Regions from separate parts of the Homo sapiens genome. Here region 2 is linked to region 1. A link is an interaction called in ENCODE POLR2A ChIA-PET data of the cell type or tissue named here. Cell type or tissue: HepG2. All regions are shown on one strand. Each heading gives the region's core, and the rest is flanking DNA. Links, peaks and the distances in the headings are about the cores only. Region 1 holds the start of LINC01792 (long intergenic non-protein coding RNA 1792). Region 2 overlaps AOX1 (aldehyde oxidase 1).

Region 1 (16,059 bases), core at 4,529-8,528:
ATCCATAATTTCTAAACTGTCCTGCCAGAACGGTGAGTTAAGTTACTCGCAGGGCATTTGTTTGCTGACTGGAGATTAAACATTTGCAATCAGAGCTGGGGGCTGAACCTTCTGGCTCGGTTGCTCTTCTGAGTAAATATCAAACAAATGCCCAGAGAATATCACTTTGAAGAGACTATAATGATTAGACTGTAGATTAGCTGGACGGTTCAGCCTTGAGCTCATCTAGCAGCAGCTTGGGCCTGACCTCAGATTCCAGCGTCTCCCTGACGCGGACTAAGCAAAGAGCCACGACTAGAATGTCAGACTTGAAACCACAGCTCTGAAAAGCTTGCTCGCTCAGCACAGCTCTAGTTTGCAGGTTTCAGTTAAATCAAACTCACTGACCTGGTACGTTTGGACTCCCTGGGGTATTGTGACTGGGAAATCTTCGAGAGCGCTTAGGAATTGGTCTGAAATTTCAGAATGATGACGGCTGTCCTGAAAGGTGATTCAAAACAATAAAGATAAGCTGGTTAGCTACAGTTAAACTGGGCTTTGGTTTACGTGAAACTGACTTGGCTAATGTATCCAGCATAGTGTGCATAACCAGGATCCATACTGCCTGCCCCGGCTTCATGTTTTATGAATGTTTCTTGTTCCCCTCCTCCCTCCACATAATGAGGACCTGGACTGACTGCTTGGAATCTGATCCTCAAGCCACCCTGAGGAGGCAGAGGCCTGCCAGAGAGTAGGGGTAGAGGCAGGAGGAGAAGCAAGGAAAATGGGCTAGATAAGCCATCCCAGAATAAGCAGGTATCCATTGCACACAAAAGGACTCAAAGCCAGATTGCTTTTCTCAGGAACTCAACTCTCCTGGGAGAGCGGTAGAGGTGGGGAGGGTGCTCTGGGTGTCACTGAAACTTGTCAAGTGTCTTGATTCAGAAATTAAATGGCAGCAAGGATTATCCTGGTGAGTGTGGTTGATGAGGGTCTTCATCTGAGTCTGTGAAAATCAGATACCTTAGAACAGCAGGCTCTTGGGGTGAGCTGTGGTTGGGGAACAGGGAATACAAGGTAGGGTGAGTTGTAATCATGGTCAGGGGAGGGGTGGAGAGAGAGAGAGAAGGAGAGAGAGAGAGAAAGAGAGAGAGATAATATATTTTGCTTTGCTTAGCTTATTCCAAAAGTTTACAATCAGAAGAATCTAGAAAGCTATTTAAACATTAGCATACACATCAGTTTTTGGTGTGTGTGTGTTTTTTTTTTTTTCATACAGGCTCTTGCTCTGTCGCCCAGGCTAGAGTGCAGTGGTACAAACATGGGTCACTGTGGCCCCGACCTCCCAAGCTTAAGAGATCCTTCCACCTCAGCCTCCAAGTAGCTGAGTCTACAGATATGTGCTACCACGGCCAGCTAATTTTTCTATTTCTTATAAAGATGGGGTTTCCCCATGTTCCCCAGACTGGTCTCCAACTACTGGGCCCAAGCCTCCCTTGGCCTCCCAAAGTGCTGGGATTACAGGTGTGAGCCACCATGCCTGGGCAGTTTTGGTTGTTTTGAAAAATAAAATATTATTTTATGTTTTAGATTGATCATAAAATTACAGAAGAGGCAAAATGAATCTCTAGTGCCAGCAAAGTGATTGGTGGTTGCCTGGGCCAGGGGCAAGATGGTGACACAAGGGGGCATAGGATACTCTTTGGGATAATGGAAAATTTGAGGTGGTAGCTACACAGATATACACATTTGTCAACATGCGCTGAATTTAAATAGGTACATTTTATGATGTGTAAATTACACTTCAATAAAGTTGATTTTAAAAGAAAAAACTGGCAGCAGGGACACCACAGTGTTTCAGTGTTCAGGGCACGCAGTCAACATTTGCGGACTGCAGAGAGTCTGGCGCCATGAGCCTCATGTAGCCCCTCAGGGCTGGATTCCAGGAGGAGGGCCGGCTGGGAACTGACGAGGCCTGACTCAGAGCAGGTGACAGGTAACAGCACAGGCTGTGCACGAGACAATTTGCCAAAGTGATGGGAAAGCTGTGAGCTTATGGGTGCAAGGAACACATAAGAGCCAGATGCTATGGGTCAAATTGTGTCTGTTCTAAATATCTGTGTTGAAGTCCCAGCACTCCAGCCCCAGTTCTTCAGAATGTGGCCTTATCCAAATAAGGCAGGGCCTTTACTGCAGAGGTAATCAAGTTAAAATGAGCTACTTAAGATGGGCCTAATCCCATATGACTGATGTCCTTGTGAGAAGGGGAAATTTGGACACACATGTACCCACAGAACTTCATATGAAGACAGATCAGGGTGATGCTTCTAGAAGCCAAGGAGTGCCCAAGATTGCCAGCAAACCAGCAGGAGCTAGGGGAAAGGCAGGGGGCAGAGTCCCCTGCACAGCACTCAGAGGGAACCAGGCCTGCTGACGCCTCCAGAACTGTGAAGGAACATGTTTCTATTGTTCAGGCCAGGCAGGCTGTGCTACTTTGTTTCAGCAGCCCCAGCCAGCGAATACACCAGAGCACCCACAGGCACAGAGACTAGCTTCACCAGCTTCTTCAGTTCCTGCAGAACCTCTAAGTAGAATTTGAAGAGGAAGCTGACGACTAGGGTCCTCATCCTCTTGAATTCCACCCGGCCACCCGGGGCTGAGCCTGGGAGCGAGACTTCATCCAGAAGCAGCCTGCAAGCCTCATCCAGCAACAGCTCATTCCAGCACCTGGGAGGGTTGAAGGCAGGAAGGAATTGGTTAGAGGGCAGTTTCTAGCATGGCATGATATGGGATAGTGACCTTTTAGAGACCCCAGAGTTTCCTTGGAAACTCAGAAATCACCTAATCAAGCTGCTTAGGGAAACCAAGGCCTGGGGAGGCTGCATCGAGTGGCCCAAGGGTCATGGCAGGGTGAGAATGGGACCTGCAACTTAAACATGAACATGTTCCACAGCCAGACATGCTAGAATCAAGAATTAAATAAGCAGTGCAGGCCGGGAATGACGGCTCACGCCTGTAATCCTAGCACTTTGGGAGGCCAAGGCAGCTGGATAGTTTGAGCCCAGTAGTTTGAAACCAGAATGGGCAACATGGTGAAACCCCATCTCTACTAAAAACACAAAAATTAGCTGGGTGTGGTGGCACACACCTGTAATTCCAGCTACTTGGGAGGCTGAGCACGAAAATCACTTTGAACCCAGGAGGTGGAGGGTGCAGTGAAGCCGAGATTGCACCGCTGCACTCCATCCTGGGTGCCAGAGTGAGACTTCATCTCAAAAACAACAACAACAAAACAGACCACTAGGGCCAATTCCATTGTGAACTGAACGGGACTCAGACTTGGAGACTGACTTCACTGAGGAAGTAATAGAGTGCACTTAACGGTGGGAGCATTAGGTGCTGCTTGGACACTGCCCAGGGTGGGTTTGCTAGACTTTTTTTTTTTTTTTGAAACACAGTCTTGCTCTGTCACCTAGGTTGGAGTATAGTGGCATGATCGCTACTCACTGCAGCCTCAACCTCCAGGGCTCAAGTGATCCTCTTGTCTCAGCCTCCTGAGGAGCTGGGACTACAGGTGCATGCTACCATGCCCAGCTAATTAAAAAAAAAAAAAAACATATATATATATAGTAGAGATAGGGTCTTGTTTTGTTGCCCAGGCTGGTTTTGAATTCCTAAGCTCAAGCAATCCTCCTGCCTTGGCCTCCCACATTGCTGGGATTATAGGCATAAGCCATGGCATCAGGATGGCTAGGCTGTCGATCTGTGTAAGAGAACGAGGGCAGATGGGAAAAAATCACCTGCTGGCTGAACTCAGGCCAGGTCACTTTTGTTGTATACCTCATCCAAAGACTGGCATCCAATTAATCAAAGTCAAATAAGGTTTAATTCATTTAGCAAAATGGCAGAAAGAACAGGCAGTGATTTTCATGTAATAGTTTCCATCTTCCCAGGGCTTTACTGATGCTTGCCAGAGACAGATCTCCACTTGTTTTATTTAACAGCAAGCTTCCCCCTCAGGGTGCGGGCTCTTGGCTTACCTCCCAAGGAGTTGCTAGCAGGATCTGTGTGCACTGATGGTGGCAGCCCCCACCCCTCCATAGGCGATGCTCAGGTCCTCAATGCTGTCTGTGCCTTCTTTGAGAAGGACTCGCATGCCGGCATTCACGTGGGGCAAGGCATTCTGCTGGCATTGAGCCTGTCGGAAGGCTGACACAAATTCCCACTGTGGAGACAAAAACCATTTGGGGTTATCTGATATGTCAAAACTAAGAACATGGTTTATGCTTCTTGTTGCCACTAATTAATCACTTAGACACAATCTAACAAGACACCAAGGACAGTTGGCACAATTAGAGGACACCTTGGCTGACTTCTCGTTCAAAGTGAGAACAGCGTCCTCCCCAAGGCCCACTCTCAAGGCCTCGGGCACCCTCAAGGAACAGGGACCACCGCGCACTCTCCCTTGGAGGCCAGGATGCCTCTGCACGGGATGCTGTGGGAACTCACGCCTGGACACCCGTCCATGTGCTGGCATTGCCAGGGGCCATTCCCTCCAGTTTTCAGACACCTTTTCCCCATGAGGTTGGAGGAGCCCTCCTAATGCAGGGGCTTTTAAAGGTGATTTGCTAAAAGTGCAAAGGAGACCCACCACATTGCTTGGCTTGTAGAAATGATTGCTTTTCCACTTGGCAAAGCACAGAAGGGAGCCGAGCAAAGCTTTCCAGCAGTGGCTAGGGAATCTTGTGTCAGGAGGAAGAGTCAAAGGTGATGGCTGTCCCAGCTGACCCCTTGGCACCATGACCTTTGGTGAGCCAAGGTGGGGTCCATGAAGACGGCCTGTGCCCCTTTGTGCATTTCCATCTGTGCCGCCACGAAGGGTGCACATGTTTGAGTGGGCTTGTTTTTCCGTCTGCTGCCTTTTCATGGATTTAAATGGGAACACATTTCAAAGTTTCCATTCCAAAGGAAAAACTAATGAAGATCACACATGGCTGAAAGCATAACTTATGACTCCCTCCATAACCAGGCTGCCCCCCGGCTTTTGATGCTATTAATTAATCACACAGACACAATCTAACAAGACACCTGGCACAGTCAGAGCTGTGCTGGTTGGAATGTAGGCATGGTTGTAGGAGGCAGGGGTGCCCCAAAGGAGCCCCCCACTGTTGATCTCTGCCTGGTCCCTCCCTGCTGCTGGGCCGGTGAGCTGATCTATTGCCTTGGCTGGAGCCGGGGCTGTGCTCCAGGTGGAGATGGCTGTGGCTGAGTTGGGAAAGCGGAGACCTTCAGCCAATGGTAACGACCAATGCCCCTGTAGAAGAATATTACTGCTACTGTAGCAGAAGGCCCCGGATGGGGAGTGGGCCATCCTCATCCTGGTGCCCCAGAGTCTTGGCTGCTCCTCTCTGGGACTTTGGGGGCTGAGCTAGGGGGTGTGTGTGTGTGTGTGTGTGTGTGTGTGTGTGTGTGTGTGTTGCATTGCCTCTCTCTGGGAAGACTATCCTCTTAGATTCAGGTACAGCTTTGGCAGAGGCACAGGGAGCAGGCAGTGAGGACAGAAGGTCAACTCCATAGCCGGCTGGGTGGCTACATCAGCCGCAGAGATTCTGAGTTAGCGAACAACTAGAGGCCCTCCTGCGCCCATGAACTATTGGCTAGAGTGGGGTGTGGGACAGCTGAGCCCTAGCCCCCATCTCCCTGTGGGTCAGTTAGAGACACTCCATTTGACAGCCCGAGAGCTTGAACTCATGGCCATGAGGGGTGTGGTGGTGTGACCACAGGCCCTCAGCATGCTCCACCCTGCAGCTAGAACAACAGCCCCACATCCACACCCGGAGCTGCCTGCTCTTGGCTGTCGGAGGGCCTTGGTGCTGGCCCAATCTGCAGTTGGACAGGAAACAGGTTTGCAGGGCAGAGTTATTTTCTTTCCATCTGTTTTTAGATTTCTAAAGATGACTGGACTCAGTTATGAAAAAGGAAAATCCACCCTCAAAAGCAACCAGCGGAATTCTGACCTTTTGAGAGTGCGGGATATGCACAGATTCCAAAATTTCCTCTGGCTTAAGGTCTGCACTTGCCAACCCAGCAAGAAAATGTTCATTTAGAGGAATCCGCCGCGTACCTTCTGTGGAAGAGAATTATATTTCTGCACAGTCACAACAAGGAGAGCAAGATTATTCTGTTCTTTTAAATGTCAGCAGTAGAGAAGGAAAGGCCAGCTTCCTCTACACAGAGCAAGGCTGAGGTCTGAGTCCACGGCAAAGTCACAGGGTCCCATCATGGGGTCCCAGGTGGTGGCACCGTAATGACATTACTATTTTCTCATCAGCATATATGCTATGTGAACTGGGGTCTCTTCTGCCTTGAAGGCTCACTGGGCCTGTGGTTAACTACATAGAACCTGTTCAGTGCTTATGATCACTTGTTAAGTCAACAACTTTAAGCCAACACACGGTTTGTTTGCACTTTTAACTATTCAGTTCAGTTCAAGCCACTGACTTTGCCTTGTGTTCTTCCTGCTGTTGTCAGCTCTTGAGACAGACACTTACACCTTTAAAACAAAGTGAAAAATTCTGAAACCTCCTTCTAGCCCAGTTGCCCCCTCTTGGGGACCACAACTGTGCCCTCTGGCCCACAGGAGTGCAGTGAGGAGATCAAACTATGGCCTGGGGACTGTGACATGCGTTTGATCCCTGGCACAGTGAGCGCTGTGCTGGTTGGAATGTAGGTATGCTTGTGAGGAAGCAGGGTGCCCCAAAGGAGGCTCCCACGGTTGATCTCTGCCTGGCCCCTCCCTGTTGCTGGGCCAGCGAGCTGATCTACTGCCTTTGCTGGAGCCAGGGCTGTGCTCTGGGTGGAGATGGCTCTAGCTGAGCTGGGAAAGCAGACCTTCAGCCAATGGTAATGACCAACGCCCCAGCACAGCCTGGCATGTAGTTGCATCCAGTCAAGGTGGTATTAGTATCTGGGGGGCAGTTGGGGGCAGTGTGAGTGTGCAGGGTGCTTGGGGAGATGAAAGGGAGGTTTAGCGGGCAGCCACCGCAAGGGAACGTTCCTCTCAGCTAGCAATTAAAATCAATCACTGCCTACCCCTTCCCAGGGGCCCACCACAGCCTGTGTGGATGTCCACTGTGTGTCCACACCAGCCTTGTAGCTTCTTACACAGCAACTGGGGGGTAGGGAGGCAACTTTGAGGGCACTGTGTGGGGGCCTCGGACTGTGTGTTGGCGGAGGGAGCCCATGATGAGAATGGGGGAGCAGGAGCAGTCCCTTGGCCCACAGGGAGAGTGCGCACTGCAACCTCACCCTCAGCTTAGCCTCTGCACATCACCTCTGGTGTTTACTGGTCAAGCAAGACACGTGGGCGAACATGTGAGCTAACTGAGTGTGTGGTCCCAGGTTGTGTGCGTGTGTGGTGTCAGAAGGAAACACCAGCTGCCTTTTGGATCAGTGCACCTTCCCTCATGAGCTGGGCTCCCCATGGTGAATTGAGAACTAGAGACTTGGGCTCTGACTTAAAGCAATTCCTTAAAAGAATAAGTAGAAAAGACAAAAGATCTCTAGGTGCTGTTCAGAGTGTTTGGAGGCAGCTTACCTGCTGAAATCAGATTGAGGGTAGCATTGCCCACAGCAAGAATTGGATTCAGGTCCGAATAGCAATGCCGGCTTCTCACATGCCCCCCTAAGGACTAAGGAGAGAGAGTTACAGCGCAGTCATTCCATCTCTCAGCTTCTCTACCCCGAAGGCACCTGCTGATGGTCCTCTTAGTGGCCATGAAAGGGTCAAGAGGAATCTAAGTCAGTTCAGTCTTTCTCTCTTTTGCAGAGGGTGTGGGTTCAGCTTGTCAGGGAGGGCCCCTCCCACTGGCTTCTTTGGATGGGAAGAGGACTCGAGGGTGCCTAGCACTTACCTAACACCAGTGTGTTCCACGCGCTGTCTAACCCCTGACACAACAACCCAGTGAGGTGGGTGTCGTTATCCCTATTTTACAGATGAAGACACTGAAGTACAGAGCAATTATGAAACTTGACCAATGTCCCCAGCTAGGAAGGGGCAGGCCTGGGATTCAGATTCAAGCAGGGAGGCTCAGCGGGAGTGAGCCACCCCACTCAGCCCTGGCAACAGTGAAGATGGCCATGGTGTTGGCTGCAGAGGTGCCATCTTGCCTTGGTGCAAAGGGTCTCAGCCTCATCTCCTGTGGGCTTCTGAAATGGCCAGACTTCACATGGGCTGTGTCAGTGTTCTGAGGCATCCACACAGTTGGACAGAGAATTGCCTTTTCACTCTTTTTTGGGAGCCCTCACTCAGATCTGATGGAGCCTGTAGCATTTCAGAACTTGGGAGGGAAATGACTGGCCATTGAACTCAAGATTCTCCTCCCAGCATAGGGAAGGAATCTACGGTGACCTCCTGGTTGCTGCGGTCTGGACTGGAACACAGGTGAGGACAGGGAATCCCCATTCCTTTATGAGCAGTTCCATTTTACATTTTTTTTTGTTTCCCCTGAGCTGAAATCTGGCTCCCTGGATCCTCATCTGTCAGTTACTCTTCTACTCTCTGCTCATATGTAATAACACATCAGACCTCAGGAGTCTAGACATAGTCCAAGGCAGCTCTCATGTTCCCTTTGCCTGTCCTCCCACCCCTAGTCCTCTTTTTGGGGTGGTTTCCAACCCCTCATTCTCCTGCCACCTTCTCCTCACCAGTGTACCTCGTCAGAGTTCCTGACTGGAGAGAGAACATTTTGAAATCACTTGAGAGCTGTTTTAAAGGAAACATGCCCTCCCTGGTTTTCCATATCCCAAAGATTTCTGCTATACAATTGAGGGTATGCAGGGGAAGGAGCATATGTGTTTCAAAAACCTAACTGTTTCTCTTTTCCTTTCTTTTGAGATCAAAATCAACCAGATCTTCAAGTATGCCTCCCAGATCTGACCATCTTTCTCCAGCTGTGTTTTGAACAGCCCAGAGTAGAGAAGGCTACCCTCCTTGTTTTAGATACTCTATTTTGTTAATGCAGCCTAAGACTAAACTAAGTTCTTGGACAAGCTTATCATGAAACTAGCAAAACCATAGCATCCTTTTCTCACCTGTGATGCTGCTTAGCCACTCTTTTGAGCTTGACTTATCGCTCTTCCTCTTCTTCTTTTTTTTTTTTTTTTTTTTTTTTTGAGATAAAGTCTTGCTCTGTTGCCCAGACTGGAGTGCAGTGCCATGATCTCTGCTCACTGCAACCTCTACCTCCTGGGTTCAAGCAATCCTCCCACCTCAGCCTCCCAAGTAGTTGGAATTACAGACGTGCACCACCATGCCCAGCTATTTTTTGTATTTTTAGTAGAGACAGGTTTCACCATGTTGGCCAGGCTGGTCTCGAGCTCCTGACTTCAAGAGATCCACCCGCCTTGGTCTCCCAAAGTGCTGGGATTACAGGTGTGAGCCACTGCTCCCGGCCTATAGTTGTTTCTTAAATATTTTTATTAAATAATGCTTATTAATTTTAAACATTTACTGCGCCTGTTGCTTCAATCTGCTGAGACCTTTTTGCATACTGATTCTGCCAACGCATATCTCAACATTTCAGTGAGGTTCAGAAATAGGTGCGGTGTGCCCAGTGGTTGAAACCAGGGAACATACCGCCATATTCCGGATCTGCTGGCCTGCCAGACTCCTCAGGTGCTTCAGGAGGGCTCAGTACGTCTGTGTTTTCTCCTCTGGGAGCTCAGCTACCCTCTCAGCCAAGATGTCCTGCATCTGGGCCAGGCTGCAGCCAGCGCCTATTGTCAGTCCTGGAAAGCAACTTGTTTTTACTGGTGACATAAGAGGAGCAGCTGAATTGTAATCATGGCACCAGGACCTCAGTGTTTGGCCAGTGCAGTGAGTATCCACATTGGCTCACAGAGAGTCGCTGGGAACTCAAAAACAGCACAGATGCCCCACTCCCAGATCAATTCAATTAGAATCTCTGCTGCCTTTTTTTTTTTTTTTTTTTTTGAGACAGAGTCTTACTTATTGCCCAGGCTGGAGTGCAGTGGTGCAATCTTGGCTCACTGCAACCTCCATCTCCCAGGTTTAAGCAATTCTCATGCCACAGCCTCCCAAGTAGCTGGGATTACAGGCACCTGCCATAGCCCTGGCTAATTTTTTTTTTTTTTAGACAGAGTTTCGCTCTTGTTGCCCAGACTGGAGTGCAATGGCGTGATCTTGGCTCACCTCAACCTCCGCCTCCCAGGTTCAAGCGATTCTCCTTCCTCAGCCTCCTAAGTAGCTGGGATTACAGGCATGCGCCACCATGTCTGGCTAATTTTGTATTTTTAGTAAAGACGGGGTTTCTCCATATTGGTCAGGCTGATCTCGAACTCCTGACCTCAGGTGATCCTCCCACCTCGGCCTCCCAAAGTGCTGGGATTACAGGCGTGAGCCACCTGCGCAGCCTAATTTTGTATTTTTAATAGAGACGGTGTTTCACCATGTTGGCTAGGCTGGTCTCGAACTCCTGACCTCAAGTGATCTTCCTGCCTTGGCCTCCCAAAGTGCTGAGATTACAGGCGTGAGCCACTGCGCCCAGCCTGGATCTCTGCAGATTTTTAAAAGGCTTCAAGGTGTTTTTACACAGCCAGAGTGAGATCTCCTGGGCTGGTCCACATTCTTCTTTTGACAGACACAAGGAAATAGAGGCTAGAGAGAAGGAATGACAGCAAAAACTTGCAGGTGGCAGACCTTACCAGAATTTTCCATGACCTCCTCCTGACTGATTGTGGTGAAGCTATGCAAAGTTGCTTTGTGATTAAGGGGGATAAATCGAATGGCATTACAATAAGGCAAAGGTCATTCAATTCCCCAGGTTGTTGTCTAAAATCTGTAATGCTTGGATTTCAGGTTTTGCACCCGATACTCAAAATCTTCAACAATCAGTTTTGTGAGGGGCACTGGTCAATTGGCCCATGTAAGGAGCTGCCCCAGCCATTTATGTTGAGCGTTACTGGGTATGAGGAAGTTGGGGGCTCCTGGGAAGGGTCCAGGGAAGTAATGGGAGAGCATCTAGCGATCGAAGTAATGCTATTTGCTAACTGGCAAGGAAATAATTCAAAATTTCAACCAACTTTGGAGCCATAAGTTGTGAGTATTGGCAGGATATTAGCATGAGCTTCAGGGTTTTTCTTCAGTAAGGATGAAAGGGTTCAAATCAGTCTTAAAAAGTGAAGTAGTCACCCAAACCCCCAGGAGATGAGTTAGGCAGCCTTTTAAAATTAATCCTTCACACCCGGGGTTTGCAGAATGAAACACTAACGTAGAGTGACTTGACATTACTAGCTGGGCTGGTTCTAATTGCAGTTAGTCTGTTTTTATCAGGTTGGGCTTTGATTTATCTCTTGTTGACTAATCTTTGAGAATATTTCACCCTCCTACATAGCTGTATTTTATCAATATTAAGAATGTACTTGGCATGACACCTCCCCCACCTTGCCAGCATACTCATGCAACACCCCGCTGCCTCAGTAATCTCAGCTAATTTAGTTGATAAGGGAACCATGAGCTGCTCCTTGTTATCCTTATGCTAAACAAATCTAAACTATCCCTCCCCGCTGGAATGTCTCAGCCTGGAGTTCTCACCCTGTTTCTGTTTTAGCGTCTCCTAAAATGTACTCTGTAACAGGGGATCTAATTTCATCCCAGACCCATCAGTGATGGTCTGTTGCTTCCTTATCACAGGTTTCAGTGGAGCCTGTTTTTTAACTTCTGGAAGGTCCTGGCCTGCCTTATCGTTGCAGGAGTACTAGGAAAATCAAGCTTTTTTTTTTTTTTTTTTTTTTTTCAGTCATACAATTCCTTCTCCCTAAGGAGAAGACCCAGAGCCTTATTAGTGGAGGAGAAACCAGAAACAAAAAAACATAATTATTATTAAGGTCAGAAGCATCACATAGACCAGCATCACCACCTCTTATTTGACACAGAGGGAAAAGGGCAGTTCAACCCCAGTGGGGATTGAAGTATCCCTGTCTGCTCTATTGCCTGAATCCTCATAAGAGTTCAAACACAGTTTGAAGCCAAATAACTCCATTTCCATTGCACACATCACCATGTCACCTCATGCTAGGCACGACACACCTTCTGCCAGGCTATACTGAGAACATTCTACTTAATGTGGTTCTATTCATATTTTATTCCATCTCTGGTCACAAAATCTAGGTTTCTTCCAATGCAAGTGAAAAGAACTTCAACTTTGATTCTCAGAAAGGGCATTTCAGTGGAACTCTATGCTTTTCAGAGTTCATGGGTCTATGAGGTAAACATGCAATGACTTTCTGGAGCACTCACTATACTAAAGATTTTGAGAAAACAAATGTATACTGAGCCAAACATGTAGGTCATATGATTGAGCATGCAAACCTTAAACAAATGTTTAAGTCAAAATTACAGCTGTGCAAAAATGTATTTCCTGGGTGTGCTGGTGGGGAACACATCTGGCTCCAGTACATCCCACCCCTGCCAGTGTCCTTCACTCATCTGGGACTTAGGAAAAGTTCGAGAATCGTGGAAACTTTCCTGCAAGCCACTAGAGGGTACTCATGCTTTAATTTTAAGAGCCCTAAAGGAAGGCGCATTGTTTGTTTTAGCTCTGCTTTGCAGAGACCAAACTGAGCAGTTAACTCACATAGCTAATTGGACAGGCTGTGGGGTGGACCTGAGGGGTAGAATGGCAGTAACAAAAAGAGTGTTGGCCAGGCGCAGTGGCTCACGCCTGTAATCCCAGCACTTTGGGAGGCTGAGGCGGGTGGATCACGAGGTCAAGAGATCGAGACCATCCTGGCCAACATGGTGAAACCCTGTCTCTACTAAAAATACAAAAATTAGCTGGGCGTGGTGGCGCACACCTGTAGTCCCAGCTACTCGGGAGGCTGACGCAGGAGAATTGCTTGAATCTGGGAGGTGGAGGTTGCAGTGAGCTGAGATTGCACCACTGCACTCCAGCCTGGCGACAGAGCGAGAGTCTGTCTCAAAAAATAATAATAATAATAAAAAATAAACAGAAAGTTTAATGAGGAACAATATATTTACATAGTTTCAAAGTATCTCCCCACAGAATATTTATTAACTACAGAAGGAGAAAAACCACCTCACTGTGGAGAGTCCTGGTAGACACCATCTTAACCAAGTGGGACATGTTGAAGTCATGTGTCACCTGGCAGGATGCCATGAGGGGAACACAGAGTCACTTTTGTAATATTCTGACAAAGACTCATAACATCGATCTAACCACGACAAAACAATAGACAAACTCAAAATGGGAGACATTGGACAAGATAACTGGCCAAACTCTTCCGAAGTGTCAAAGTCATGATGTCAAAGAGAGAGGGGAGACCTGATTCCTGCTCCAGGACACCTCAGAGACAGGACAACTAAATGAAAAGTGAGATTCTGTATTGAATATTTTTGCTATAAAATACTTGATTGGGACAACTGGCGAATCTTGAATGGAGTCTGATAATTAGATAGTAGTTGTGAACTGCTGTTAATTTCTGGATTCTGATGGGTATATTGTATAGTGTGTAGGACTAAACTCTTAAGTGTTCAGGGGTTTGGGGCATTAGGTCAGCAATTTACTCTCAAATGATTCAGGGTAAAAAAAATTCTTTGTACTGTACATGCAAATTTTCTGTAAACTTGTCATTGTTTCAAAAGCTAAAAATGAGTTAAAATTTTTGTGATCAATTCTGGTAAAGAGAAGATTAAGAACTGGCTAAATAATGTTCTTCAGGTATGACAAGTGTTGTTATAAGGAAGGTCTTTTTCATCTGCTGAGAAACTTAATAGATTCATGTTAGACATACGTATTTAATTCAATTTCACTTATTTCCTAAACAAGCCTTACATGAGTCTATTTATAGAAAGCATTCATATTAAATACAAATACAATAGTCAAATCATTAAAATAAGTGTAAAAGATGAGAGTCAAGAAATGAGATGAAATGAATAATAAGAGAGTAGGAATTTATATATGATAAAAACTGGCCAGGTGCGGTGGCTCATGCCTGTAATCCTAACATTTTGGGAGGCCGAGGTGGGTGGATTGCCTGAGCTCAGAAGTTCGAGACCAGCCTGGGCAACACGGTGAAACCCCGCCTCTACTAAAATACAAAATAAATTAAATGGGGGTGGCGGCAGGCGCCTGTAGTCCCAGCTACTCGGGAGGCTGAGGCAGGAGAATTGTTTGAACCTGGGAGCCAGAGGTTGCAGTGAGCCAAGATCGCACCACTGCACTCCAGCCTGGGCGACAGAGCTAGACTCTGTCTCTGCAAACAACAAGAACAACAACAACAACAACAAAAGCCAAAACTAAATGAAGCATAAAATTTAACTTTGAGTTTCCTGGTTGCCAAGGCAAAGATATAAAAAGTTACCAAGTGCTTATTTTGCAATAAGCCCTGGCTGGGTCCTAAGTCTAGCCACTGAGCCTCTGCTGCATCTGAGTCTCTTTCTCCCTCACTGTCCTTCCCTCACCATCTGCCATAGCCTCTCAAGCTCACAGTTCTTTGTCTCTGTTGCTGGTGGCCTGGCTTTTTCTTCCAGCTGCTTGTCTCTGGTGGCATTCTATACTTGTGTGCCAGGATAGCTTTCCATTTTTGCCTAGTGCTGTGAGGAAATTGCCCTTTTCTTAGTAAAAATAAAGTTCAGAACCTCAGAGTTGGCACTGGGTGGTCCATACGGCCTTGGCTTTCACCCAAGACTCACTTCCTTTGGGATCTATGTCTGATCCTACCATTGACACATTGGTCTAACGGGGCACTGTTTCCCTCTCTTTTTCTTATACTGGACGGAGGACTCTTGGGTTGATTCTCTGTAGACCGACTGATCAGAGTAAGAATGTTCATATAAGAATTGGATAAATGACAGGAGGAAACAAAAGGACAAGAAAAAGAGACAATTTCATTGATCTTTACAACTCAGCTTACTTCTCTTCAATTGTTGAACCAATAAATGGGTTCTTCCTGGTTCCTGGTCTACCTTCTCATGATGGTTACTATTATTTATACCCACTGGCCAGGGGTGCCTGTGACTTCCATGGTTGACCTGTGAGACCAACAGAATCTGAGCTCCCTCAGTTCTAGTTTCCTAAATTCACGTCCTTCCTCTGGGTTACTGAAACTAGGCATGGCCTCCCCATTCAAGAAGATCCAACCTACCTTCAGATGTGAGCTTTGTATTTATAGATGCCATCAGGATACTAGACCGCCCTCCCAATAAGCCTAGGCGATGTGCCCACATATGCTCAATATGGTAAAAGGATGGTTAGTTTCTTGTCACTTCCAGTGAGATCTCCCTGTTCCTTATTTGGACAAATTCTCATGTCTGATGGGGTACCTTGCTCAACTTCCCATGCTATTTGTATGGGGCTGTTTTGGTCATCCCTGGTTTGACTCACAGCTTTTATAACCAATCCCCCATTAGACAAGAGAAGAGGGTCACAAGAGGCAGGATATAAGGCAAGATTTCTGGAGAGCAAGAAATATTAGAAAGCCCAAAGTGCTGCATCCTATTAGACACTAAGACTGAAAGGCATAAGCACTAAATCCATGCTGGGAAGCACTAAAAGCTTTGCAAAAATCCCTCTATCTTGATCTGTTCTCACTATTCACAGGATCATTTAATATCAACCTATAAACCTGTGGCAGGTTTATGTGTACTAAGGCATTGCAGGAAGGAAATTATGGGACTCATCTCAAAATTGTCTGCCTTCCTGTTCTGATAATATAACATTTCTCTTTCTAATGAAAACCTTTCAATAAAAAAATAAAATTGATAATAATAGACAATATTAAAAATATAAACAACTGAGCACACCTTTTCAAAGTTCCTTTTCCATTCTAAAGGGGAATAATTTTAGGACAGTATTAGATACCTCTTACCTAAAATATCCAGTGGCAGACAAACTAGTGCTTTGAGCAAAAGCTTCATTAGCCTGCAAAAAAGAATATGATGAAAGGAAAAATACACAGCTGGACAAAAGCAAAACATGGGAAAATAACCATTTTCTAGATGTCATAGTTTTCCTTATTGTTGGGAATGTTATTTTCCTG
Region 2 (16,059 bases), core at 5,800-9,799, 93 kb after region 1:
AGTTAGACAAGAACTTGGAAGTAATCTTATCTAACTGTATAGCTCCCCACAAGGATCCAGAAGGAACCAGACTGCTAACAGCATTAAAGACTCTTATAATCAGAAACATCCAGTCTCTAAGCTAAACATGTTTTTATAATTAACAAGAATGTGCCTTCTTGCGTATCTGCCTGTGCTAAACTAGAATATGGGGATATCCCAGAAAATCACAGCAGGAAAGAAGGATGGCTTCTTCCCTTTGGCTCTGCAATGTAAGAGCAACATCAGCAGCAATGGTCCTCCTAGAACAGATATCTCTCAGTGGTTCCACTGTGGTCCGGGAAAGCCTGCAAGGCAACCTTTACAGTTTTGCAGCAGGGAAGTGCTGACCGCATGGGTGTGGTCTGGGTCAGCTAGGTTTCTTCACATCTAATTTTTTAGGCAGAGTGACATAATAATCTAGGATTTGTAATGTCAAGGTCTTCAGAAAATTCTGGTAATAAGCCAATGTCAACTTAATAAACCAAAAATTTTCCTAAGCCTTAGTTGCTCACTTAGATTATTTGTAAGCAACCCTGGTCATTAAGTGAAGGTTGATGGAACTGCATGTTAATCACCAGATAAACCCAAGAAAAAGACTGCATTTCCAGATCAATTCTCTGCCCATCAGAAGGGCCTTCCAAGCTGCCTGGGGACCGTGGACCATGCTTGGAGAACTGTCTCTTTATTTGTATCCAAAGGTTCACATTACCCCCGTGAATGACAACCAGAAACCTCTATCATTCCAAATAAGGCAAGTTTGACAGTGAAAATGCACTCCATTTATTTGGTCGGCAGGTGTAAACTAGGGATGTACTGGGCAAATGGGGACATCAGGATACCCTTTCTCTGAGGACCAGGCACATATGTCCACAGTCCAAAGGAGAAACTTAGACTCTTGAGGAAGGCATAGTAGCCATGATAATGACACCCAAGGACCTTGGGAAGATGTAATAGAGTGTTTTTTACTGTTTATTGACTCATGACTCCTGGAAACACCATCTTTTGCTCCTGGACATTCATCCTCAAAATAATAAAGGTAAGGAAGAGTTTTCCTCTACAGAGAGCCCAGGGCTGGCTGCCTGGGGGCCATGCATCAGATGTCAGGTGATGCCAGCTGCAACAATAGCTCCTGGGCCCCATTCCATGGCACTTCATTGTGCTTTGCTAGAATATGAGCCCCCTGAAAGGAAGGATCACGTCCTAAGGAATCTCTCGGAATGCAACATAGCAACACACATGCGGTAGGTGCTCAGTAAATGTTTGGTAAGTAAATTTGCAGTAGCATAGCCATGCAATCTGTTTCTTAATCTTGTAGACTCCATATTTGGCCTCCTTGGCTCGCAAAGTGTGCATGTAATTCATAGTTGGACTTGGCCCATGTGATTAAGCTACAATTATAGTGGATTATACTTTTCCAACATTGTGTGACCCTGCTGGTTATAGCATTCAGCCTGTATGTCCAAGACAGCATGTCTATCAGATATCACTCAGCCATTTGTTCCATGTGGTGCTGCAATCTCCTTGGGCCATTTAAAATGTCAAATTTGGTTTAGTTAAGTGGCACCACTGTACAGCTCATTGTTAGTGCCACAAAAGATAATTCTGCAAAGCTTCATCTATAAAACAAGCACAACTGGAGAGCTGGAGTAGATGGTCCTCCAACATAAGTAGAGGACCTAGTCGGGGAAATTTAAATCTTCAAACAAATACTACTGGTATCGATGAGAAGTTAGCTTCAAACCCGCAGATTCCCCAAATGTTTCAGCCATTCAGACATTTGAGTTCCTACTCTGTGCCAAGTGCCATAGTAAGGCATTGGACACACAGAGGTTGGTTAGGTCCTGTCTGTGCCATTCAGTGTTCAGACTGCAGGAAGTAAGTACACTGATATTGCAGGTTCAGCTCCAAACCACAGCAATAAAGCAAATCACACAATTTTCGTTGTTTCCCAGTGCATACAAGTGTTTATGCTACACTGTACTCTATTAAGTGTACACTAGCATTATGTCTAAAAAGATTGTACATATTTTAGTTTTAAAATACTTTGTTAAAAAATGCTAACAACCATCTGAGCCTTCAGAGAGTCAGAATCTTTTTGCTGGTGGAGGGTCTTTTCTCAATGTTGATGGCTGCTGACTAACCAGGGTGGTGGTTGCTGACGATTGAGGAGGTAGTTGTAACAATTTCTTTTCTGTTTTTTTTTTTTTTTTTTTTTTTTTTTGAGACAGGGTCTCTTCTGTCACCCAGGCTGGAGTGCAGTGCCTTCCTTACTAAGCTTAATCATTTCTAGCATTTGATTTCAAGTGAGACTTGTGACTCTTTTTTTCACTTGAACACTTAGAGGCCACTGCAGGGTTATTAAATGACCTAATTTCAATATCATTGTGTCTCAGGGAATAGGGAGGCCTGAGGAGAGGGAGAGAAATGGGGGAAGAATGCTCCTCTATTTGTGGAGCAGTCAGAACACACAAAACATTTATTAAGTTTGCTGTCTTATATGGATGTGGTTCATGGTGCTCCAAAACAATTACAACAGTAAAATCAAAGATAACTGATCACAGATCACCATAATTATGAAAAAGGTTGAAACACTGTGAGAATTACCAAAAGGTGACAAAGAGTGAGCACATACTGTTGGAAAAATGGCACCAATAGACTTGCTTGAAGCAAGGTTGCCACAAACTTTTAATTTGTAAAAAATGCAGCATCTAGGAAGTGCAATAAAGCAGAGTGCAGTAAAACAAGGTATGCCTGCATAACACAGGTGGGGCACGTTTGACCCCCTCAGCTGCTGGGCAGGGACTGCCTCTGCTCAGGGAGGCCCTGTGGGACGATGAAGGCGGTGCTGAAGTTGAATCCTTGTTCTGCCATTTATTGGCTGGATGTCCTTGGGCAACAGAGAGAATCCCTATGAGCTTCAGTTTCCCCTTCTGTGAAATAGAGAGATTCATACCTACCTGATAGAGATGAGATAGAGAATAATCAAGTGGAGATTACAAATTCCCCAGCCCAGGTCCTTCCATGGAGAAGGCACTCAAATATCATGTCTAGTTTCCTCCTCTATTTAGTTTGTTTCAGAATGGAGGCTTTTAGCATGTGCCCTCCACGGAGTTTGGTCTCAAACTCCTTGATTCAGCCCTAAGTAAATATTTTCAGCACGTAAGTTGGTCAGTTTCCCAGGTGGCCTTCAAGAATGAATTTGTACTGCTGGCTGTTGCCTAGTTTGTTCTCAGCTGAGCTGAATCCCACTTCAGTTCCTATCAAAAGGTGTTTTGGGGAGACCACGTGGTGTAACTAGAAAACCCAGCTTTCAGAGCCACTCAGGCCTGAGTTCTAGCCCCAGCCTTACCTCTACCAGCTGCAGGACCTTGAGCCAGTTATTTAAACCTTCTAAGCCTAGATTTTTTTTATACCTAAAATGAGGATACAAATCTTCTAGGTTGTCCCAAGATTAAATGAAATACCTAAAAGTACTTACAACATCGTAGTGCTCAGTAATTGTCACTATTATTATTTTTTCTTTTTTGTAGAGATGGGGCCTCACTATGTTGCTCAGGCTGGTTTCAAACTTCTGGCCTCAAGCAATTCTCCTGTCTTGGCCTCCCAAAGTGTTGGGATTACAGGCGTGAGCCACTGCACCTCACCATATTTTTCAAATCTACTTTTTGAGAAAATTCTGATGAGGAAAATGGGTGAGACCTGGTCTATGGTGGAGGCCAGATATAAAGTAATGGCAGCCATCAAATAGAGGCAGTGCGCCATGTTTACCCACGGCCAAACGTGAGAGGATTTCCAGAGGATCCATGAACAATGGAGGCTGTTTTTCCTGATGATCCTGACTAGTCTGCACAAGGACAGACAGCCCCAGCTGACCTCTTTGGTAGCTGCCAGCTAATCAGTTTACCCCAAAATTCTATACCAAGACTCAATGCTTACAAACCCTTTTCCCAGTGGTAGTTTCTTTCTCTCTTCTTTTGTAATAACCTCGTTTTTGCTTTTATTTCTCAACCACAGTATCTTGACTGTCTCCCACATTTGAGTAAACTGCATGCAGATGACTACATGGCTCTGTGTTATTTTTTGCCATCACAAACAGGCAAGGAATGAGAAGACTGCAATAAGATCATCATTTGTTATAACACTTCTCTGACCTACCACCTGCCTACAATCAAAGCTGCATGCAAATGTTCTCAGGATGGCACCAAAGCTCAACTAGGACAGTTAGGTGAATGGATGGATATGGGATGGAGGAAAGGACCTTCCTACCCACTTTTCCTGGCCTCTTCTGATCCCTTAACACACAACATCCACACTAACGCCCCTCTCGAAGCTCCCCTACCCTGCCATTTGTTCCTATTTTGTGATCGCTCAGCACAGCTGCCATGCCTTCTTCATGACTCCAACCAAGGAGTGAATTCTGCAAAGAGGAGTGACAATTGTGAGGGTCCTCCCAGCTTATCTGTATGTACATGGATGTGTGTATGTAATAAAATAGATAATAGGGGTTCCCGGCTGCCATACAATGAGCTAGAATGTTGCAGTCCTTCACCAGCCGTTAGGGGTAAGTTTTATTCATTCTTAAGAATGAATGAAGTCAAGAATGAAGAGGTGGAAACTGCAACCAAGCAAGGGGATTTCTTTAATCAATGAAAGAAATTAAACTGCAAGAGCAGATTCCCAGTCCCCCCTTTCACAGTTTTAAAAGGTACAAGGTGAATAAACTTCAAAAATTCTATTTAAAAAGTGATTTATTTTTCTGAATTTAATTTATTCCAACCCACCCAGAAGGAGTGGAGCACCCAAAACCTTGCAGCTCCTCATTTCTATTTCATGGTCCAGCGACACCGAATTGCGGACACTGGAAGAGGAGTCTTGGAGGTCATCAGTCCCACCCTCCTGCTTTCCACATGAGCAGTCTGAGCCCAGAGCAAATGGACTCAGCTGCCATTTGCCAACTCCTGTTGCCAGGGCCAGGAGTAAACCTCAGTCTCCCAATTTCCAGCAAGAATGTTTTTGACCAACCATGGGCATGTGAGCAGAGGAGCTCTGGTCTCCTCTGGAGTAAAGCTAGCTTAATTACTTTGACTTTGGTGGCTTTTGTGAAATTTAACAATTGGGCATTGCAACCATATGGCTAATATGACTTAAGGAGAAGTTTCCTCAACACCTCTTGCTTTGTCAGGGCTGCTTCCAGGCAGCATCCTCATGTGCATTTGGAGAACTCACCTGACCAGCAGCACGTGAGCCAAGGCCAACAGGAAACTTCAGGGGGACCATGGCCAGTCCTTTCTTCTTCCAATAATTCTCTGCATTGAACTTTTCCACAGCAACTTTCCTCAAGGAGTAGGAAGACATGGCCATACATTCTCTCCAACACTGGATTAGGTTCTTGGCATTGATCTCTTGTTTGTAGGGTGTTTGATCAATTTCCTTGTACATGTTTATGATTCGCACCTATGAAAGAAAAGGAGATTAAAGCTGGGAGGGGAAACCCAGCAGACATAGGCTCATCCATTCACCATCCTCCTGGTCAAATTCTGCCCATCCTGTAAGGTCCAAGCCAAGTTCTACTGAGTCCTTGTGGAAGCCTTTCCTAATGCACAACATTGTCCTCTTCCTCTACTCAGAGCTTCTATCAAACGTGCTAGCAATTACTTATGTGCTTTCTATGCTACTCTTGTGCAACTTTAAAGGATGGAACCTTTACCTTATGTTCCAATATAACTCAACACAGTCCATGTACACTGTAGACTCTTAATTCTAGTTGCATTTGGGTATCTGCTGAAAGATCATCTAGGCCACATGATTTGGATTACTCCCATGCTATGTTGCAAGATAAGACTACTCACCTCCAAAACAGGCAAGCATGAAAGTTCGTTTAAATATAACCAATATCTAGGATGAAGAACAAATTAAAAGATTCTATCCCAGGATGTCTGAAGCACTGAGTAGAATTCTTCCTGTATTCCCAGAATTGGTGACTAAGACCCTAAGCTGAGAATAAAAGGTGCCAAGTATGTCACATTCTCAGCTGAGAAAACTCATAGCACTTGTGGCCAGCCCCCTCCCTAAGCTGACAGAGCCATCACAGACACACTCTCCCCACCCTCCGAAGCAAATTATCAGATCATTGTAAGAGAAACACTGGAAATTAGTAAGCCATCTCATTTGGGGGAAAGTGGTGTTTTTAAGAGGCTGTTCCCTGCTCTAACTTCCCTGGGAATGAAGGGAAGGATGTAATTCTCCTCCTTAGTGCTACCAAATGTGGCAGGACATCAGGAGAGAGTTTAGTGGGATGGCCAGGAAGGGAGGGGCAAGGCCTCCCACACGTTCAAGAGAAGCAAAGAAAGTGGCTACTGTTGGGTGAAAGCTGGTAGATGAATTGGGACCTGGGGCCTTCTAAAGACTGCTGGGGCATGAGCAGAGAGGTGTGGTCACCAGTGGAATGCTGTGCCAGCTGCCCGCTGAAGGTCCAAGGACTGCCAATTTCTGGAAGAGCTGGCAGAAATGGAGCCATAGACAATGTACTTGAAAAGTGACATCTGTCCAAAGAGAGGACTGTGAGCTTGCCGGGAGAAGTCACACAGGGAGAAACTGACTGTTTTCCTGGTCCTTCTTCTCTTCCTCCTTGCACCAGCATCACAGCAGAAGGCACAGGGGAGGAGAAGGGGCTGAGAGAGAGCTCACCCCATCTCCCCACACTAATTCCATTCCAGGATCTGGGAGGAGGAGCCAGGAAGGGGAAGGTCGTTGTCAATAAACAAAGTTGGGGCTGAGACTGAAAGAACCAAAAGGAGAAATTGGATCATCATGGCGGACGGGAGGCAGGACTAGATTGCAGCTCTGGACAGAGCAGCTTGTGGAAGTTCGCCGAATTTTAGCTCTAGATCGACTGCAAGAACAAAGCAATAATCCTGAGAGGACCCACAAACCCTCTGAAGGAAGTGGACTACTCCTGCAGGACCCAGGAGATACCCCAAATACCGTGAGTGCCCCAGCTGTGAGGGGGAAGGGAGATCCTCCTCTCCCAGACACACACCCCCACGGGAGAAGCTGAAATTCTGTTTGCAGGAGAAGATTCCGACTTTACCTGAAGCTGAGACAATTTAGAGAGCCAAGCAAAATGCAGGGGTAGAGGAAGCAGCAGAAAGGCCCTAGGAGCTTGCTGTGTCCCCTAGCAGGCCAGGCCATTCCTGCCTAACAACACAGGGATCCATGGTGGGGGCGGAGGGGGCGGGGGACCAGAGAAGTAGGGGGTGAAACTCCACAGGGAGAAAGAAATCTCTAGCTGAACTTTGTAACAATTTGAATGGGGCAAGAAGCCTCCTGGTCAGAGCTCAGTGGGAGGGCACAAATCTGGTGTGCAGACTCCACAGGCAGGGGGAGAAACCAAGCCCTTTTCTCTCTCAGCTAGGGGTGCAGCACAGGGCAAGTTTTCAAGCCCATCACACTGTCTGCCTGCAAACAAACTCAGGGCTGTTGGGGGGTACACATTGGGAGTGAGACCAACCCTTCTGCTTGTATGGGAGCTGGGTGAGGCCTGTGACTGCTGGCTTTCCCCTACTTCCCTAACAACCTGCATGACTCAGCAGAGGCAGCCATAATCCTCCTAGGTACACAACTCCAGTGACCTGGGAATCTCACACCCATCCCCCACAGCAGCCACAGCAAGACCCACCCAAGGACAGTCTGAGCTCAGACATGCCTAGCCCTGCCCCCACCTGATGGTCCTTCCCTATTCACTCTGGTAGTGGAAGACAAAGGACATTTAATCTTGGGAGTTCTAGGGCCCTGCCCACCGCCAATCCCTCTCCACATTACTACAGCTGATGCTTTCTGGAAAGTGCCACCTCCTGGTAGGAGGCCAACCAGCACAAAAATAGAGCATAAACCACCAAAGCTAAGGACCCTCATGGAGTCCACTGCACCCTCCATCACCTCCACCGGAACAGGCACTGGTATCCATAGCTGAGAGACCCATAGACGGTTCACATCACAGGACTCTGTGCAGACAACCCTCAGTACCAGCCGGGAGCTGGGTAGACTTGCTGGGTGGCTAGACCCAGAAGAAAGACAACAATCACTGCAGTTCAGCTCACAGGAAGCCACATCCATAGGGAAAGGGGGAGAGTACTACATCAAGGGAACATTCCATGGGACAAAAGAAACTGAACAACAGCCTTCAGCCCCAAACTTTCCTTCTGACAGAGCCTACCCAAATGAGACGGAACCAGAAAAGCAACCCTGGTAACATGACAAAACAAGGCTCTTCAACACCCCCAAAAAATCACACTAGTTCACCAGCAATGGATCCAAACCAAGAAGAAATCTCTGATTTACCTGAAAAAGAATTCAGGAGGTTAGTTATTAAACTAATCAGGGAGGAACAAGAGAAAGGCAAAGCCCAATTCAAAGAAATTTTAAAAAAGTTACAAGAAGTTAGGGAGAAATATTCAAGGAAATGGATAGCTTAAAGAAAAAAACAATAAAAAAATTCAGGAAACTTTGGATACACTTTTAGAAATGCAAAATGCTCTGGAAAGTCTCAGTAGTAGAATTAAACAAGTAGAAGAAAGAAATTCAGAGCTCGAAGACAAGGTCTTTGAATTAACCCAATCCAACAAAGACAAGGAGAAAAGAATAGAAAATAGGAACAAAATCTCCAAGAAGTCTGGGATTATGTTAAACAACCAAACTTAAGAATAATCAGTGTTGCTGAGGAAGAAGATAATTCTAAAAGCTTGGAAAACATATTCAGGGGGATAATCAAGGAAAACTTCCCCAGCCTTGCTAGAGACCTAGACATCAAATACAAGAAGCACAAAGAACACCTGGAAAATTCATTGCAAAAAGATCTTCACGTAGGCACATTGTCATCAGGTTATCCAAAGTTAAGATGAAGGAAAGAATCTTAAGAGCTGTGAGACAGAAGCACCAGGTAACTTATAAAGGAAAACTTACATGATTAACAGCAGATTTCTCAGCAGAAACCCTACAAGCTAGAAAGGATTGTTCCCTATCTTCAGGCTCCTCAAACAAAACAATTATCAGCCAAGAATTTTGTATCCAGTGAAACTAAGCATCACATATGAAGGAAAGATACAGTTGCTTTCAGATAAACAAATGCTGAGAGAATTCACCATTACCAAGCCACCACTACAAGAACTGCTAAAAGCAGCTCTAAATCTTGAAACAAATCCTGGAAACACATCAAAACAGAACTTCTTTAAAGCATAAGTCACATAGGACCTATAAAACATAAATACATGTTAAAAAGCAAAAACAAAAAAATAAAAAACAAAGTACACAGGCAACAAAAAGCATGGCAAATGCAATGGTACCTCACATTTCAATACTAACATTGAATATAAATGGTCTAAATTCTCCACTTAAAAGATACAGAACCACAGAATAGATAAGAACTCACCAACCAACTATCTGTTCCCTTCAGAAGACTCACCTAACACATAAGGACTCATATAAACTTAAAGTAAAGAAGTGGAAAAAGGCAATTCGTGCACATGGACACCAAAAGCGAGCAGGAGTAGCTATTCTGTCTGATATAAATCAGACAAAACCAATTTTAAAGCAACAGAGTTAAAAGAGACAAAGAGGTGCATTATATAATGGTAAAAGGCCTTGTACAACTGGAAAATATCACAATCTTAAACATATACACACCTAACACTGGAGCTCCCAAATTTATAAAACAATTACTAATAGACCTAAGAAATGAGATAGACAGCAACACAATAGTAGGGAACTTCAGTACTCCACTGACAGGACTAGATAGGTCATCAAGACAGAAAGTCAACAAAGAAACAATGGATTTAAACTATACCTTGGAACAAATGGACTAAACAGATATATACAGAACATTTTATCTAACAACTGCAAAATACACATTCTATTCAACGGCACATGGAACTTTCTCCAAGATAGATCATATGATAGGCCATAAAACAAGCTCAATACATTTAAGAAAATTGAAATTATATCAAGCACTCTCTCAGACCACAGTGGAATAAAACTGGAAATCAGTTCCAAAAGGAACCTTCAGAACCATGCAAATACATGGAAATTAAATAACCTGCTCCTGAATGAGCATTGGGTCAAAAATGAAATCAAATGGAAATTAAAATATTCTTTGAACTGAATGACAATAATGACACAACCTGTCAAAATCTCTGGGATACAGCAAACGCGGTGCTAAGAGGAAAGTTCATAGCCCTAAGTGCCTACATCAAAAAGACTGACAGTGCACAGACTGACATTCTAAGGTCACACCTCAAGGAACTAAAGAAATAAGAGCAAACCAAACCCAAACCTAGCAGAAGAAAGGAAATTACCAAGATCAGAGCAGAACTAAATGAAACTGGAAAAAAAGTACAAAAGATAAATGAAACAAAAAGCTGGTTCTTTGAAAAGATAAATAAAATTGATAGACCGTTAGGAAGATTAAGAAAAGAAGAGTAAAAATCCAAATAACCTCACTAAGAAACGAAACAGGAGATATTACAACTGACAACACTGAAATACAAAAGATCATTCACAGCTACTATGAGCAACTTTGTGCACATAAACTAGAAAACCTAGAAGAGATGGATAAATTCCTGGAAAAATACACCCTCCCAGATTAAATCAGGAAGAATTAGATACCCTTAACAGACCAATAACAAGAGCGAGATTGAAATGGTAATTTAAAAATTACCAACAATAAAAAGTCCAGGACCAGAAGGATTCACAGCAGAATTCCACCAGACATTCAAAGAAGAATTGGTACCAATCCTTTTGATACTATTCCACAAGATAGAGAAAGAAGGAACCTTAAGTAAATTCATTTAATGAAGCCAGCATCACCCTAATAACAAAACCAGGAAAGGACATAACCAAAAAAGAAAACTACAGACCAATATCCTTGATGAACATTGATGCTAAAATCTTTAACAAAATACTAGCTAACCAACTCCAACAACATATGAAAAACATAATCCACCATTATCAAGAGGGATTCATACCAGGGATACAGGGATGGTTTAACACACACAAGTCAATAAATTTGATACACTACATAAACAGAGTTAAAAACAAATATCACATGATCATCTCAATGCAGAAAAAGCATTTGACAAAATCCAGCATCTCTTTATGATTAAAACTCTCAGCAAAATCAGCATACAAAGGACATACCTTAATGTAATAAAAGCCATCTATGACAAACACACAGCCAACATAATACTGAATGGGGAAAAGTTAAAGACATTCAACATAATATTGAATGGGAAAAAGTTGAAGGCATTCAACGGGAACAAGACAAGGAGGCCCACTCTCACCACTCTTCTTCAATATGGTACTGGAAATCCTAGCTAGAGCAATCAGACAACAGAAAGAAATAAAGGGCATCCAAATCGGTAAAGAGAAGTCAAACCGTCACTGTTTGCTGACGATATAATCATTTACCTTGAAAACCCTAAGGACTCCTTCACAAAGCTCCTAGAACTGATAAAAGAATTCAGCAAAGTTTCCGGATACAAGACTAATGTACACAAATCAGTAGTTCTTCTATACACCAATGGCGACCAAGCAGAGAATCAAATCAAGAACTCAACCCCTTTTACAATAGTTGCAAATAATAATGATAATAATAAAACACTTAGGAATATACCTAATCAAGGAGTTGAAAGACCTCTACAAGGAAAACTACAAAACACTGGATGACACAAACAAATGGAAACACATCCCATGCTCATGGATGGGTAGAATCAACATTGTGAAAATGGCTATACTGCCAAAAGCAATCTACAAATTCAGTGCAATCCCCATCAAAATACCACCATTGTTCTTCACAGAATTAGAAAAAACAATTCTAAAGTTCACATGATACCAAAAAAGAGCCCGCATAGCCAAAGCAAGAGTAAGCAAAGAGAACAAATCTGGAGGCATCACACTACCTGATTTCAAACTATACTATAAGGCCATAGTCAACAAAATGGTGTAGTAGTGTATAAAAATAGGCACATAGAAACCAGTGGAACAGAATAGAGAACCCAAATACTTACACCCAACTGATCTTTGACAAAGCGAACAAAAACGTAAAGTGGGGAAAGGACATCCTTTTCAACAAATGGTGCTAGGATGGCTAGCCACATGTAATGAGAATGAAACTGGATCCTCATCTCTGACCTTATACAAAAATTAACTCAAGATGGATTAAGGACTTAAACCTAAGACCTGAAACTATTAAAATTCTAGAAGATAACATTGGAAAATCCCTTCTAGATATTGGCTTAGGCAAGGATTTCATGACCAAGAACTCAAAAGCAAATGCGATAAAAACAAAGATAAATAGCTGGGAGCTAATTAAACTAAAGAGCTTTTGCATGGCAAAAGGAACAGTCAGCCAGCAGAGTAAACAGACATCCCACAGAGTGGGAGAAAATCCTCACAATCTATACATCTGACAAAGGACTAATATCCATAACCTACAAGAAACTCAAACAAATCAGTAAGAAAAAAACAAACGACCCCATCAAAAAGTGGGCTAAGGACATGAATAGACAATTCACAAAACAAGATATAGAAATGGCCAACAAAAATATGAAAAAATGTTCAACATCACTAATGATCAGGGAAATGCAAACTGAAACCACAATGCTACACCACCTTACTCTTGCAAGAATGGCCATAATCAAACAATCAAAAAACAGTACATGTTGGCGTGGATGTGGTGAACAGGGAACACATCTACACTGCTGGTGGGAATGTAAACTAGTACAGCCACTATGGAAGACAGTGTGGAGATTCCTTAAAGAACTAAAAGTAGAAGTACCATTTGACCCAGCAATCCCACTACTGGGTGTCTACCCAGAGGAAAACAAGTTGTTATTCGAAAAAGATACTTGCACCTGCATGTTTATAGTAGCACAATTCACAATAACAAAATCTTGGAACCAACCCAAATGCCCACCAATCAATGAGTGGATAAAGAAACTGTGGTGTGTGTATGTATGTATGTATATATATATATATGTGTGTGTGTGTATATATATATACACATATATATGTGTGCGTGTGTATATGTATATACATACACCCATCGGGTGATGGGTGCACCAAAATCTCACAATTCACCACTAAAGAACTTACTCATGTAACCAAATACTACCTGTACCCCAATAACTTATGGAAATAAATAAATAAAAATAAAAACCAACCTATTAATGTTACAAAAAAAAAAAAAAGAACCAAAAGGAGATCAGTTTAGCAACTGAAATGACCAACTTTTTGACAGCTGGCTGAGATGTTCAGGAAGCGGGGAATGAGGGCCTTGATGGAATTGTGGGTAGCAGTTATACCCCCAGCCAATGGAAGCTTCTCACCAGCCAGGGGAGAATGCAGTGCTCAGTCCTCAGGATCTTCTGCTTCAGGATTTTGGAGCAGGAGTCTGAGTAAGGTGAGTATTGCTGAACTTTGGAGTCTGGGCTCCGCATTAACCAGTTAGCTGGGGGACTTGGCACAAATCATTTGCCCCTCTGGGTCTCAAATTCCTCAACCTGAATGGCCCCCAAAGGCCCTACCGTCTCTGACATTCCACATGTTTTGTCTGTGAAGCTGATTTAGTATTACCTTCTCAGGGGATAGTCCACATTTGGCTGCAACTTCCGTGATACAAGATTCGGTGATCAGCGCTGCCTGAGGAAAGCCAAACCCACGAAAAGCTGTGTTGGATGGAAGGTTGGTTCTGCATGCCCAACCCCGGCAGCGGAGATTGGGAAACTTGTAAGCATTGTCCATTTTCAGAAGTCCCATTTCTATCACCTGGAGAAATCCAGAGTTGATGTGATTAAGATCTTCTGAACCTGTTTCACCATCCTACGACCTCAGACCAAAACCAGGCCGAAAATGGCAGCTCTCTTTTCATCTCATCTAACATGCTAAAATATTCCCATGCCCCCAATTAAACACATTTTTTGCTGTAAAATAATTTTTAAGTATTAGAATAATTTTTCCTTTGAGAGCATTATTTTTTATTTTTGTATTTTGGAGTTAATGCATTTTTTAAGATTTCAAATATATACAAAGGCCTTTGATATGTTCACAGGCCCTGAGCACTGGGTCTATAGAATGTAATGAATATAATATCCTGGAAGACAGTGAAAACAGAAAAAAATGTTTTGGCATTGGGTCTAATGTATTGGTTCTCAATGGGGAGCAATCCTTTCCCTGCTCCTGGGGACGTCTGGCAATGTCTGGAGACATTTTTCATTGTTAACATTTTGGTTGAAACTCTTTTTTTTTTAGACAGAGTTTCACTTTTGTTGCCCAGGCTGGAGTGTAATGGTGAAATCTCGGCTCACTGCAACCTCTGCCTCCGGGGTTCAAGTGATTCTCCTGCCTCAGCCTCCCAAATAGCTGGGATTACAGGTGTGTGCCACCATACCCGGCTTTAGTAGAAACAGGATTTCACCATGTGGTCAGGCTGGTCTTGAACTCCTGGCCTCAAGTGATCCACCCACCTCAGCCTCCCAAAGTGCTGGGATTACAGGTGTGAGCCACTGCGTCTGGCCTGGTTGAAACATTTTTGTTTGGGGTTGGGCTGGACACAGTGGCTCACGCCTGTAATCTTAGCACTTTGGGAGGCTAAGATGGGAGGATTGCTTGAGCCTAGTAGTTTGAGATCAGCTCTGGCAACATAGTGAGAACCCATCTCTACAAAATAATAATAAAAAAAAATTAGCTAGGCATGGTGGCATGTACCTGCAGTCCCAGCTACCTGGGAGGCTGAGGTGGGAGGATCGCTTGAGCCACCGCACTACAGCCTGGGCACAGAGTGAGTCTCTGTCTCAAAAAATAAAAATAAAAAAAGACTACAGGGTGGTAATGCCACTGACACCTACTAAGTAGAGGCCAAAGATGGTACAATGAGCAGGATAGTCCCCACCATAAAGAGCTACACACTCCAAAATGTCAATAGGGCCAAAACTGAGAAAGCTTGGTCTCATGTGTGCATCTAGGAAAAGAGCTCTAAGTATGGGAAGCCGGGGGGTAACACACAGATGCAACTTAGCCAGCATCTCTGGGCTCACACTTTGGGCACCAGGAAGTAACACATGGCTATCCCTGCAAGGATGGTCATTATACCTTTATAATCAAATATTACTTAACTATTGGGCATTTTCTAAGTTAAATTATTTTATGTAACACTCTTTTCAGGAATGTGAACTTGCTCCTTAAAACACTTACGAATAATGATTCATCCAAGGAGGCGCCTGCATTGCTGTAATGCTCCATGTCCAGGGCCAAGATTCTGCCATCGTTCATGAATCCAGCCTGGGGAAGAGAACCGATATCGAATGCTGGAACAGGGGCCAAGTCTCTCCAAATTTTGTCATTTGCAAACCCTCCACACATAGGGGAAAAGCGTCATGACATTGGATTTGGCAGTGATTTCTCGGATAGTATATAACTAGCTCTGTGATCTTAGGCAAGCTGTGTAACCACTCAGACTATCTGTGAAATGGAAGTAAATAAGGCAACACATAGAAAATTATAGGCAAGTGCCTGAAACATAGCAAGTACTCTAAATATAATTAATAATAGTATCGTAAGTAGTATTCATATCACCTTTCCTCACACTACTCTCCATCAGAAAACATTATTTTCTCATAGTTTTAGTCACCATTATGACAATGGCTTCTGTCACTATAATCCAGTCCTTTCAGCAAAGTCCCATGGTGGTAAAGGACATTTCTGCTTCAGGGTCCTGTTGTCACTTCTACCCCCAGCATTTACACAAACAAGCTCTTCATCGTTCTTCCAGATCGGTTCCTCCTTCCAACTTGTCGCTTTCTTCTAAAACCCTCCAAGTCATGTTTGCGGTTGTATTCTTCATAGCATTTTGCCAAGATTTTCACCAATTCTCTTTTATTTTACACTATAATGGCTCTTGGACCCATCTCTTCTACAACTTACTGTCATATCTCAGACCCCATGTGCTTCATGTCTGAATGCATCAGCTGCCTCCCGCTGTCTACCAGC

Evidence for each region. ChIA-PET counts read pairs that join two places held together with the same protein. Peaks named below come from ENCODE experiments on the same cell type or tissue, not always from the same donor. Only the 100,000 strongest peaks of a DNase experiment are listed, where the experiment ranks them.
Region 2: POLR2A ChIA-PET joins it to region 1 with 6 read pairs; 1 of 35 experiments calls an interaction of 5 or more read pairs at or near these places.

Annotation. Positions count from the first base shown.
Region 1 is chr2:200,732,369-200,748,427 of GRCh38, reverse strand. LINC01792 (long intergenic non-protein coding RNA 1792) reads left to right here and starts at 13,251. Exons shown (of 3, transcript NR_037886.1): 1 at 13,251-13,391. It also overlaps the pseudogene AOX3P-AOX2P, the pseudogene AOX3P and the pseudogene AOX2P. In HepG2, for the core only: no CTCF peak of the experiment used is centred there; DNase peaks (open chromatin) are centred at 6,427 and 6,697; H3K4me3 peaks cover 729 bases; H3K27me3 peaks cover 864 bases.
Region 2 is chr2:200,640,390-200,656,448 of GRCh38, reverse strand. AOX1 (aldehyde oxidase 1) reads right to left here. Exons shown (of 35, transcript NM_001159.4): 24 at 15,265-15,351; 25 at 13,648-13,839; 26 at 5,248-5,475. Among named protein-coding and RNA genes, the nearest start is that of AOX1, 62 kb to the right of the region's middle. RefSeq lists an enhancer at 6,799-7,998. In HepG2, for the core only: no CTCF peak of the experiment used is centred there; DNase peaks (open chromatin) are centred at 7,318 and 7,648.